2 separate regions of the Homo sapiens genome follow, and region 2 is linked to region 1. A link is a contact called in ENCODE POLR2A ChIA-PET data. All regions are on one chromosome and are shown on one strand. Each heading gives the region's core, a stretch centred on a gene start or an enhancer-like site at or near the end of the contact. The rest is flanking DNA. Distances are from core to core; before and after follow the strand shown. Region 1 overlaps ZBTB7C (zinc finger and BTB domain containing 7C). Region 2 overlaps ZBTB7C (zinc finger and BTB domain containing 7C).

Region 1 (5,769 bases), core at 1,977-4,476:
CATGCTATTGCTCTCAAGTCTGAAGTGCAAGGAGGTGCAAATGTTTATAGAATTGAATTGAATTGGTCCATTTAGTGTCATATTGTTGTAGTATTCCAGTGCTTGCAAATGCAAAGTAGTTATTCTCGCAGGGGATCTACTGCTAATTCACAGATAGTGAGAGTCAACATTTCCAGACTGGCCACGTTCTGACCTCAGCAGACAGCAGGGAGCTTCCTCCCTGAAGGGTCTATTCATGAACAATTCTAGATTCAAACACATCCAAGAATGCTTTGGCTGGGCCTATGGAAGCAACCAGAACAACTGCAGCTCTGAGACACAGGGAAACCCCAATGTGCTGTATGCTTTTCTGGAGACTTTTCCCGAGTCAAAAATCTCCCAAGTCCCCACAGATGTTAAGCACCCCTAGAAGGGCAGGGGTCTCTAGCCTCTCGCTTCCCCTCCTCCCTTCTGCACTGCCCTCCCAGAGCCCTGGCCTCAGCACAAATGACATCTTGTTCCTCTTTTGCACCATCCATGGCTTCCTTTCCAAGTTCTCTCTCACTCTTCTCTCTTTGGGCAAAAGGAAAAGGACAGCCTGTTACAGTCACAAAGTGACATCGCAGAACTAACACCACCAGCTTTTGATGGGCTTTCAAGGGGCCATTCTTGCAGGGCAGGCCTTCTCTGGCCTCCTTTCGTATGCTTGATCTGTTGGAAGGTCCAGCAGCTGTCAAACTCATTCTTGAAATTTTCCTTCGTACATCTGGCCTGTCTGTCTCACTGTCATGGTGGCATTGTACCTGTCATGTTGCCATTACTATAAAAACTTTGTTATATTTTATATTAGAGTGTTGTTATGTATTATAAGATTGCTGTGTTACATATTATAATAGTGTTCCCTGTCATTTTCTTTGAAAGTCATGTTTTGATCATCTTCATAGTTTCCTCTTTCTAGACCTGCTCTGAAAGCTTTCCTTCACCCTAGGGTGAAAAATGACACAGAGAAAAAATTTCTCCTTCTCATGGGGGATGGAGGAAGGCCAGGCCCCAGTTCTGGGTGGCTGTGCGTGTGAGTTCATGGGGGTGATGGCCACCAGCTAGTTCTCTTGTCATCTGGCCCTTGGCAGGATTATCCTTCCTGTGCCCTTTGTTGGGGGCTGGGGTCACAGGATGTACTCCGGGCAGTAAGTTGTGAGTGAAGTATGGGTTTCACTTCCAGGTCAGAGCATCTTGTTGCCAGTACAAGGCCCTCCAGAGCTCACAGGACAGCAGGAAGCATTGGAGACAGGGGCTACTGCATCAGCCTAAACCTTGAGTGATTCCAACAGGAAGGCCCCTGTGGACCTGTGATCAACACCAGCCAGGCATAAGGGAGGAGGAAACCGGGACTAGTTTTTAATAGCTTTATTGAGATAAAATTCATGCCTCTCATTTATTGAGATAAAGTTCATCCCTCTAAGTGTACAGTGCAATGTTTTTTAGTATATTCACAGGCTTGTCACCACTCTCTAATTTTAAAACATTTGCATCACTCCAGAAAGAAGCCCTATATTTATTAGCATAAACCCTCAGTGTTCTCAGCTACTGCAATTTGGGAGTTGTTTGTTGTTACTGCAGCATGGCCCAGCCTATCCTGACTGGCACAGAAATCAATTCCATGCCTGCAAGAGTTGTGCTGCTGTGTTAGGCCGTTTTTGCGTTGCTATAAAGAAATACCTGAGGCTGGGTAATTAATAAAGAAAAGAGGGTTTGATTGACTCACAGTTCTGCCAACTGTACAAGCCTGGCTCCAGCATCTGCTTCTGGTGAGGCCTCAGGAAGCTTCCAATCATGGTGGAAAGCAAAGGGAGAGCAGGCAGTGTCACAGGGTGAGAGTGGGAGCAAGAGAGACAGGGCAGAGGTGTCACATACTTTTTCTTTATTTTTTTGAAGTGGAGTCTCGTTCAGTCACCCAGGCTGGAGTGCAGTGGCATGATCTCAGCCCATTGCAACCTCCACCTCCCAGGTTCAAGCAATTCTCCTGCCTCAGCCACCCAAGTAGCTGGGATTACAGGTGCCCGCCACCATGTCTGGCTAATTTTTGTATTTTTAGTGGAGACGGGGTTTCACCATTGTTGGCCAGGCTGTTCTCGAACTCCTGACCTCAACTGATCCACCCGCCTCGGCCTCCCAAAATGTTGGGATTACAGGTTTGAGCTACTGCATCCGGTCCCTACCACACACTTTTAAACAACCAGATCTCACATGAACTCAGAGCAATAACTCACTTATCACCAAGGGGATGGCACTAAGCCATTCATGCGGGATCTGCCCTTGTGATCCAAGCACTCTCACCAGCCCTCACCTCCAACGCTGGGGATTACATGTCAACATGAGATTTGGAGGGGACAAGCATCCAAACTTTATCCGCTGTGTAACAAAAACTTCTACTCTGTGCCGTTAGTTTAGGCTAAATTTGGAGATGAAAAAGCTGGATTGAGGAGAAGAATTAGTGGACATGTCCTATGAGCATGAAATCCACTTTTGTTGTCTCAGGCCACTGAAATTTTGGGGTGTTTGTTATTACCAGTCTACATGACTGGCTGGAGGAGGTGGGAGGCCCTGGTCAGGGTTGGGTGGGGCAAAGTTCAAATACTAGTGAGACCTTCCAGGAGTTCCCCAAAGCTCCTCACCTTGGCAGTCACCGACTGTGCTGCTGGGGAAAGGCAAATTGAGGAGTCCTACACTGCCCGGGGCACCTGGGGAGAATTCCTGGGCCCTCCAGCACCTAAACGACGCTGAGCGCTGAGCAGGCTTGTTTACTCCTCGGAGCTCTTCTTTGTCTCTGTTTCATTGTCACCTTTCCTATGTGTCAGGGAAGGGCTCCTGGGAGGGAGAGGTGAGGAAGTGTGAGCTCTGCGTCCCAGTTCCCAGCTGTGTTTCTCCCGGGCCTGGCTGAGCAAAATCAACAAGAAGGTGCAGTTTGTCTTTGTGGCATTCCTCCCTCCCCCTTCCCAGCCTCCAACAGGAGCACTGGCTTCTTGCTCTAACTTCCTCCTCCTGGCCACCCCCGACCTATTCTGCAGGTGGCCGTCTGCCTCCCATCAGAATCTATATGTTCTCTCACCCCTCTGGGACAGACCTTCCGGTGTGTTTCAAGGTGACAATCTGGTGATCTCATAGATTAATCTTAGCACATATGCTCATGGAGAATGCAGGCTGCCTCAGGGGATGGTTCATTCCTTCCCTGTGCCCTGAACTGAGCACAGTACTGTGGGAGGAGTCCTGTCTCAGGCCTGGTCCTGTCTCTAGTCCCTTCCAGTTCAGTGGGGGAGAAAGCAGGGCCACATAGGGCAGTGTTTAGAAGTTTAGTGTAGGATTATGTGTGTTAGGAACTGTGAGGGGGACCCAGGTGGTGGGTGCTGTGGGGGCTGAGAGGGTGGAGAGAATGCTCTGTGGCCTGGGATGGTCAGGGAATGCCAGTCACTCACTGCTTTGGGCCTCAGTTCCCTCATCTGTTAGATAATGCACGTCGGCCCATTGATCATTTCTTGAATTGTCCGATAAGAATGGCAGGGAGACTTGATCAACATCTGGATCCCCAGGTACTCCTAGCAATTCTGATTCTGTAAGTCCAGAGTGGCGCTGGGATCTGGCTCTTTATATCTGGTCTGACCTCCCTTCCTTACTCACTTCTGCCCTAGGAGATGGGATGCCAGGGGCTTTAGCCTGGGCAGACTGTGAAAAGGTGTGGGGACCTGGAGGAGGGCCTTCCTGTTGCCAAGTTCCTGAACACTGCCCTGCTTTGTGTTGGAAAAGCCCGTAGCACAGTTGGGGTGAATTGCTTGGTTGGGAGACAGGGACACTGTTAAACTCTACTTGGTTGCTGAATAATGTAACCACCCAGCTAGCAGGGCCCAGGGAAGGCTTGTTGAACAGGAGAGCCCTTTGGAGGAGCGCTGAAGCATCCTGGCTGCTCTGCGCTGTTGGCTGGCAACCTTGGCATGATAGCACTTCAGGCTGCATGGAGGCTTTCTGAGCGAGTTCACTTGGAGATGCCTGAGAAATACCTGGGGATGGGGTCTCTGTAACAGTCCGACAAGATGATGCCTGCCCCTTCCCTAGCTGGAAAACCCTGTTGAATAAACCCAGAAAGGATGTTGAGGATCCTATAACTCAGTGGGTCTCAAGCCTCATGCGCATCGGAGTTGCCTGGTGGGCTTGCCAAAACAGGTGCTGGGCCCCACCACCAGAGCATCTGATTCAAGACTTCTGGGGTGGGGCCCCAGAATGTGCATTTCTAGCAAGTTGCCTGTTGCTGCTGTGGATGCTGGCCCAGGAAAAGTTCACAGTAGAAAGCCAACGTGAACTTCTCAGCCCGCTCACCTGGGGTGTGAGGTCTTAGGACTCAGTCACTGCCCTCAGGGCATTTGTGCTCTGATTGGGGACCTACCCCCACCCACTCAGATCAAGAGAATGTGAAGCAGGGAGTGTCCAGTGCCTGAAGTGAGCTGCAGGTTCTAGGCAACAAAGAAATTGAGAAGAGGAAGGTTGCAGGGGTGCACGGGAGACTTCCTGAAGTGGAGGCTATGGATGAGGCAGCACATGGATTGCCATGCTGTGCACTGCACACACACAGCCTGGCATGAGCACGGCACCCACTGGAGTTGTGCAGTGCAGTGGTGCTGGTAAAGGAGCATGCTCAGGCCTGGGCTAGTGTGCAGGCTGGGAAGCCCCGAGCAGGTCTGCAGGATAGTGCGGAAGCGAATGGCTAAGTGGGGTTCCTAGGAGGGGCAGGAAGGAGAGCAGGCTTTATGGGAGCCAGAACGTGGAAGGTCTGGAGTGCTCGGGTGAGGAGTTCAGACTTTATTCCGTGGCGAACTGGGAACAAATCAACAGCAGTTTGGCTCCGCTAAGCAGACATCTGGAAATTGACTCTTTTAAATTTTGAAAAACAGATTTCCAGTAGTAGCTCATGGCTGGTCCGTGTGACATTGTTGTATCTCAGAGATCTCTCTGTTCCCCCATTACTGCCCTCCAGCCTCACTGGATTTCTTCCCCCACAGTCCTTGAAATTTCACAATGAAAGATTATTTCCTTTTGTTCAAAATACCGCCCTCTCCAAGAGGCTCATGTTATAAACCAGAGATGCCCAAGAAGGAAAGTAACTAACCTGAATGCACTGTGCTAGCTCACTGCAGGGGGGATTGGCATGGCTCTCTTCTCCAGGGCCCAGTAGGCTTTGATGAAGCTGCAGGCAGAGCAGGGAAGGGATGTCTGGCAGAGGTGGAGTACCACCATGTAGGGTCAGAGAGGAAGCAGGAAGTCAGAGTTGGTTCAGGGAAAGCCCTCCTCTGAGGTTTGGGCAACAAGAATGTTCTAGGGTGGTGTGAGGCCAGGAGGCCTGGAGCTGAGGGGCGTAGGAGGGCATTGGCGTGCTTGGTGGACTCCCAATGGCACAGCTCCGTTTATTCAGTCCCCTCTGTCTCCCTTCCTCTGCTGCAGATGTTGACTCAAGTATACCAGTGTGCTTGGACCAGCCCTGACACACCAGCCCTTTCCTCCCTGCCTAACTGGCTGCAGGGACTGGAATTGCTGTTGGATTTGCTGCCAGGAAGCAAGAAATATCCATGTCTCTCAAGTCAAGTTCCTGAGTCTAGTAGATGGATATGTTCTGAAAACCACATGAATAGAGAAGCTCTATTCATGTGGTATAAAGCTGGGATGTTACCTTGATGCCCCTTAAGGCATATTTGGGGATGGTGATGTGAAAAGTACATCTGGGGTGTGTCCTTTTACCAGGTGATT
Region 2 (5,769 bases), core at 2,343-4,842, 280 kb after region 1:
TTCCTGTGACCTTTGCTGGAAGGGAACTTAGGTGCTGTCTTGGCCAAGTTCAGAAACATGTAGGACATTATGGAGAAGTGTTAAAGCCAGGTTAGTACTTATTTGAAGCTTCTTCCTTGATTGAATTCGATTTGTTGGAAAAGGGATCATGGTTCGGGCTTTGGGCAGGGCATAATGACTACATTCTCCTGCAATCCCATGGGTTCTCAGCAGAGCAGTGCATTTTGGGACCCCTGGCTCCAACATGCAAGTCTAGAAGGTTCCCTGTGGAGCCCTCATAATAGCTGTCCCAAGGTCTCCGTGGGTCAAGAGGACAAAGCCCATCAGCAACTTGAACTAGGCTCCTGCCAAGCCCAGAGCCCCTCACCCTGCTCCCTGCCCATGGGGTTCTTGCATCTTCTCTGCTTTGGAAATTAGTCGTGTGGGCAACCACTCACCCACAATCTCAGTGGCTGGCAAGGTGCTTGGAAAGCAGGGAATATTTGGGGTCAGTGTCCTGGATATTTAAAAATTGCTTTTCTATTTGGGACCAGTGTCCTAGATATAGCCTGGATATAGAACTGCCAGTGGCCCTTTGCCCATTGGAAACCCCCCACCTCCCTCCCCTTACCCTCCTCTAGGCACCCAGCACTTTCCATTTTTCTTTTCTAGGTCCTTACCACATTAAACCTTGTGGTTATTTATAAAGAACCTGTTGCAACTACAAGAGTGTCAATTCCTTCCTTCACTCGTTGAGTCTCACTCTCCTCATAAATAAAATTAGAGACTGATTAGCTGCCTCCTAGCATTGCTGTGAAAACTAAAGTCAGGTCACAGGAGTAAAGTGCCTCACAAGCCACTAGGAACATAGAAGCGGCTCATTTAGTGGGGACCCATTATCCCTCTGCCTTGGGGACAAGAAACATGTTTATTTTTCATTCTTGCAGCACCTTGCCCAGAGCCCGACTCATAGAAGGCCTTCATTTGGTAGGCATTTGCTGAATTTGCCTGAGCAGGCGCTGGGGAGGAACAAGTTAAGGGAGGGTGGAGTGAGGGAACAAACATTTCTTTGGCACCCGGTACTACATGCCAAGAGGCGCTCTCTTAGGTGCACAAAGATGGATTATATGTTCAGCCCGAGAGCAGAGCTGGGAACTCCTAGGAGAGCGGATTTGGGAGGATGGGGCATCTTCAACTGGTGTTTCTGATTTCTGGACGTGCTGGGAGATTAGCGGACAGAGCAGGTGGGGCCTCTGAAGGCTCTTCTGTTTAACCTGAACATCCTCCCTTTCAACTGCAGGGAGGATGACGCTGACCTGTGTCGTGTCATTTCTACCTTTCTACCTGGGGAAAGGTAGAAAGGAGTCACCTGCCCCTCCTCCACCCAGAAACAGGCCTGAGAGCTCTTGCTCTCCCTGCAGCTGCAGGGGAAGCCTCCAGATGCCATCCTGGGAGTGGGGAGGCAGGAGGAGGAATCAATCAACCCAAAACTGTGCAATCGCTAAGCCGATGATCTCAGCCAAGCCCACGGTGAGGGAAGAAGGGCTGCTCTGTGTTTCCTGGAACTCCAGGCATCAAACAGATCCTGTGGAGGTTCTAGCATGTTCTTCCTCTCTGGGCTGGCTGTTCCCATTTCCATCTGGCTTCTCCTTATTGGGCACTGGGCTTGAAGCCCTTTGTCGCATCACCAGCCTCTTTGGATAAGAATGAGCAGATCTGCAGCTAAGACTGGAGAGCTTGTGTCCTTTCTCTCCCATAGAACAGTAAGGGCATTTGGGAGGGGAGAAATGACCAAGTGGAGGCCAGTATGCCTTGAGGAGCTGTTTGGCAGTGCCATCTACCCAGCACATTGATGAAGCTCAAATGCGTCCTCTTCATGCTAATGCCTGTAGCACTGTGGGTGGGGGAGGCAGAGTTGAGAAAACACATGGAAGTCTGTATCCTGGGGAAATTGCCAAACGCCTCTTTTCTCTCCTTGTACCTTGTGCCACCTCCCTCTTCTCTGCGCACTTTGATAGATGACCTATTTTGATGCTGGCAAAGATGTGAGTTCAATTAACTAGAGGAGTCAAAGGATCAAGGGAAATTTGAGAATTAAAAAACAAAAGGTGCCAGTATGTTAATAAGTGTGTGACCCATCACAAAAACATCACTGAATGGAGAGGACCTGGACAGCAGGAGAGCTGGGTGTCCGTTCCTTTAAGCCAAGCGTCCTTGATCCTGCCATTTTTCCTCTGTGTTTGCCAGGCTGGAACCGTCCAGCTAAAAACTGCTTTGATTCTGTTTTCTCTGCTCGGCCATAGAGAGCACCTTTGAGAAGAGGCCCTTACTTTTCTCTTCATCCTGTCACTGGAGAGTTTGTAGGGGCTGGAAACACCAGATTACTCTGTTCCAGAGTGCTGTCTGCAATTGGTCTGAGGGTATCATGAAAGCCTTCCTCTCCATACAAGAAAGGTGCAAGGAAGCAGCCTCAGCACACAGCTGCCCACACAGGGCTGTGCGGTTCTGAGCTGCTGGGCTCTCTCTGATGGTTCCCTTGGTGCCCAGTGGTGCTCATCCATTCCTATGACAGTCGTCTGCTGAGCACCTACTGTGTACCAGGCCAGAGGGCCATGGAGACAGAGGAGGTCCCTGCTTCTCATGTGCAAGGGGCTGTGTTATATGAAGGAAAAAGCGATATCTCAGGAATGACTGCCCCCCAGATGGAGGGTGACCTTAGAAAAGGTCATAATGGGCCGGGCGTGGTGGCTCACATCTGTAATCCCAGCACTTTGGGAGGCCGAGGCAGGCAGATCACCTGAGATCAGGAGTTCAAGACCAGCCTGACCAATATGGTGAAACCCCGTCTCTACTAAAAATGGAAAAATTAGCTAGGCGTGGTGGCATGCGTCTGTAATCCCAGCTACTCAGGAGGCTGAGACAGGAGAATTGCTTGAACCTGGGAAGTGGAGGTTGCAGTGAGCTGAGATTGTGCCACTGCACTCCAGCCTGGGTGACAGAACGAGACTCCGTCTGAAAAAAAAAAAAAAAAAGAAATTTTTCTTTTCGAGAAAGTCATAATGAGGACTGAATACCCACTGCAGGCCTGGCTGGGGCCTGAGGGGCAGGGACAGGGCCTTTGCCCTGAGAAGCTAATATTTCTTTGGGGGTCTACAGGAGACAAATCAGAGTGAGGAGAGAAAAGGGAGAACTGAGGAGAGAGGATAGGGCTTTGTGCAGAAACTCGGGGAGCAAGGGCTGAAACGTCCACCCCAGGCCTCTCCTGCCAGCTGCCAGCCACAGGACAGCCTGGCCCTTAAAGAGAGGGGTTGGGGAGCCAGGGCGGAGGCCAGCCGGCCAGCCACAGCCAGACTCAGCCCTGGAAATAAGGTCTTCTTGGGTGGGGGGAGAGGGAGGGCAGGGGAAGGAGAGAAAGAGGCTGAGGGAGGAGCAGAGCCTTCTCCCTGTTCAAACTCAGGGCCTGTTTTAATCCTTTGGCCCAGAAGAGCAGCCACTGGGAGCCTGTCCGTACCTGCCCGCACCCCTGCGCCTGTCCCAGCCCCGGGGACTCTTCTGTTTGCATTGTTTCCTGCACCCCACACCCAAGCCCACAAATAAAGACGGCCACCCCTGCCCACCACCTCCCGCCCTCCCCGCCAGGGTGACTCAGGCTGGGCGCCTGGTGGCAGCGGCTCTGCTCGCCTGGCCCTGCTCCGCTGCCTACATCTGTTCCTGATTTGCTGAGCCTAGCCAGTAGCCCTTTATGTCTCTGTGACCTAAATGAGGGTGGGGTTTCTTTCCCCTAGACTTAAAAAAATAATCTGCACACCCCCTGTGGTGTGCAGATTATTATAGTGTCTGCTTGCTTAGAGGGGACAAGAAAGAAAGCGAAGTCGGACAAGTCCAGTTTAATTGCGACGTGCAGCTGCCCAAGGTCTCCTCTCCACTCTGGCCAGTTCTGAGCCAAACCAGTTTTCCATGGCCAAACTGGGCCTGGTTTCCACATTGGTTCCTGTCAGGAAGTTCCTCCGCCCAGCATGTGCTGTTAAATAGGATCCCGTTCATTCCTTTTCCTCTTATAAACTTCCCTTTCAGGTCATCCTAAGGGAGAGTGGGGCTGTGGCCTGGAGGGGGAAGGGAACTCCAGGCTGCACTCCCAAAAGGGAAGTGGCTCTGTCGGGAAGGCCAGCAAGGGGCTGGCCAGGGTCAAACATCTGGGGTCCCAGCCCAAGGATGAAGCGGAGAGCGGCTGCCTTCTCCCCAGCAGTGCCGGCTGCCTCCTTCATCACAGGCGGCTCTTAATGCTACCTTTCCTCGGTTCCCCACAGGGAGGTGGGATTGGAGGAGCAATGGGAAAAGCATCCCATCCTAAAAATATCTCCCACCTTCTCCCCTCCTAAAAATATCTCTGCCACAAACTTCCCACAGAGTGTGAAACTCTACCTTCCCTATTTCAGTCTTTGCTTGTTTGCTTGTTGCAAGCGCCCCGGGGAGACACTGTGAAGCTTGGCCTCCTGCCCCTGTGTCTGTCTGTTGAGTCGCAGGAAGCTGGCGGCCCTCCTTCAGGAGTGGGACATGGGAAGGAGGCTGCAGATCGACCTGGGAAAGGTGAGCTGGGGTTGGCGCCTGAGGCCAACCTGGCCAATGGATGCAGCCACCCAGGGAGAAGGGGGAAAGGGTGAGAGATCGGAGGAGTCTCCTGGCCCTGAGCGCCAGGCTTCATATACATTATCTCATTTAACCCTTGACTCCCTTTTGTAGCATGGGTATTTTTATCCCCGTTTGGGGTCTTCTTACCCCATTTTACAGACGACAGACTTGAAATTCAGAGAAGTAGAGTGTCAACTCACTTTCACACAGCTAGAAATCATGGCTGTCGGGTTCCAGTGGTCAAATGCTTTCCTCATATCCCATGCAGCCTTCATTCATTCATTCATTCATGCTTCATTCATACATTCACTTGTGGTAAAATTATACGTAAAGTAAGATTCATCATTTAGGTATATAATTCAGTAACAGTAAGTGTATTCACAGTGTAATGCAAACATCACCACTAGCCATCTCCAGAACTTCTTTAGCATCCCAAATGAAACTCTGTCCCCATTAAACACTAACTCGCCACACCTCCATCCCCTGATTCCAGGTACTTCCAAGAAGCAGAATCAGTGTTTGTCCTTTTATGTCTGGCATATTTCGCTTAACCTGATATCCTCAAAGTTCACGCATGTGGTAGCAGGTGTTAGAATTTCCTTCCTTTTTAAGGCTGAATAATGTTTTGTTTTGTGTATATATCACATTTGGTTTCCCCATTCATCCACTGATGGACTTCGGTTTGTTTCCACCTTTGAGCTAGTGTGAATAATGCTATGAATGTGCTTGTACAAATATCTGTTCGAGTTCTTGCTTCCAATTATTTTTGATTATGTACTCAAAAGTAGAATTGCTGGATCCTATGGTAATTCCATGTCTAATTTTTTGAGGAACCTCCCTAGCGTTTGCCACAGCAGCTGCAGCATTTTATATTCCTACCAGTCAGGCACAAGGGTTCCAATTTCTCTACATCCTCACCAACACTTGTTATTTAGTTTCTTTGACAGTAGCCATCCTAATGGCTATGAGATGGTATTTCATTGTAGTTTTGACTTACCCTTTCCTAATAGTGATGGTGAGCATCTGTTCATGTGCTTACTGGGCCATTTGTATGTCTTCTTTAGAGAAATGTCTATTTGAGTTGTGTTGTTGGGGTTTTTCTGTTGTTGAGTCATTCATGCTTCTTTACTCAAAATTATAAATGACCAGACGTTTCTTAGA

What was found. ChIA-PET counts read pairs that join two places held with the same protein, here RNA polymerase II (POLR2A).
Region 2: POLR2A ChIA-PET joins it to region 1 with 11 read pairs in A673. The contact joins two enhancer-like sites. POLR2A ChIA-PET finds 5 or more read pairs at or near these places in 2 of 52 experiments (A673 and activated CD4-positive, alpha-beta memory T cell).

Annotation. Positions count from the first base shown.
Region 1 is chr18:48,354,493-48,360,261 of GRCh38, reverse strand. All of the region lies in intron 1 of ZBTB7C (zinc finger and BTB domain containing 7C), which reads left to right. LOC124904352 (a long non-coding RNA gene) reads right to left here. Exons shown (of 3, transcript XR_007066457.1): 3 at 4,808-5,769. Among named protein-coding and RNA genes, the nearest start is that of ZBTB7C, 52 kb to the left of the region's middle. Within about 2 kb of position 3,226, at least 4 of the 41 ENCODE cell types and tissues checked have a DNase peak (open chromatin) inside an H3K27ac peak, as active enhancers do.
Region 2 is chr18:48,071,257-48,077,025 of GRCh38, reverse strand. The region is part of intron 3 of ZBTB7C (zinc finger and BTB domain containing 7C); the gene reads left to right. Among named protein-coding and RNA genes, the nearest start is that of ZBTB7C-AS1, 89 kb to the left of the region's middle. Within about 2 kb of position 3,592, at least 9 of the 41 ENCODE cell types and tissues checked have a DNase peak (open chromatin) inside an H3K27ac peak, as active enhancers do.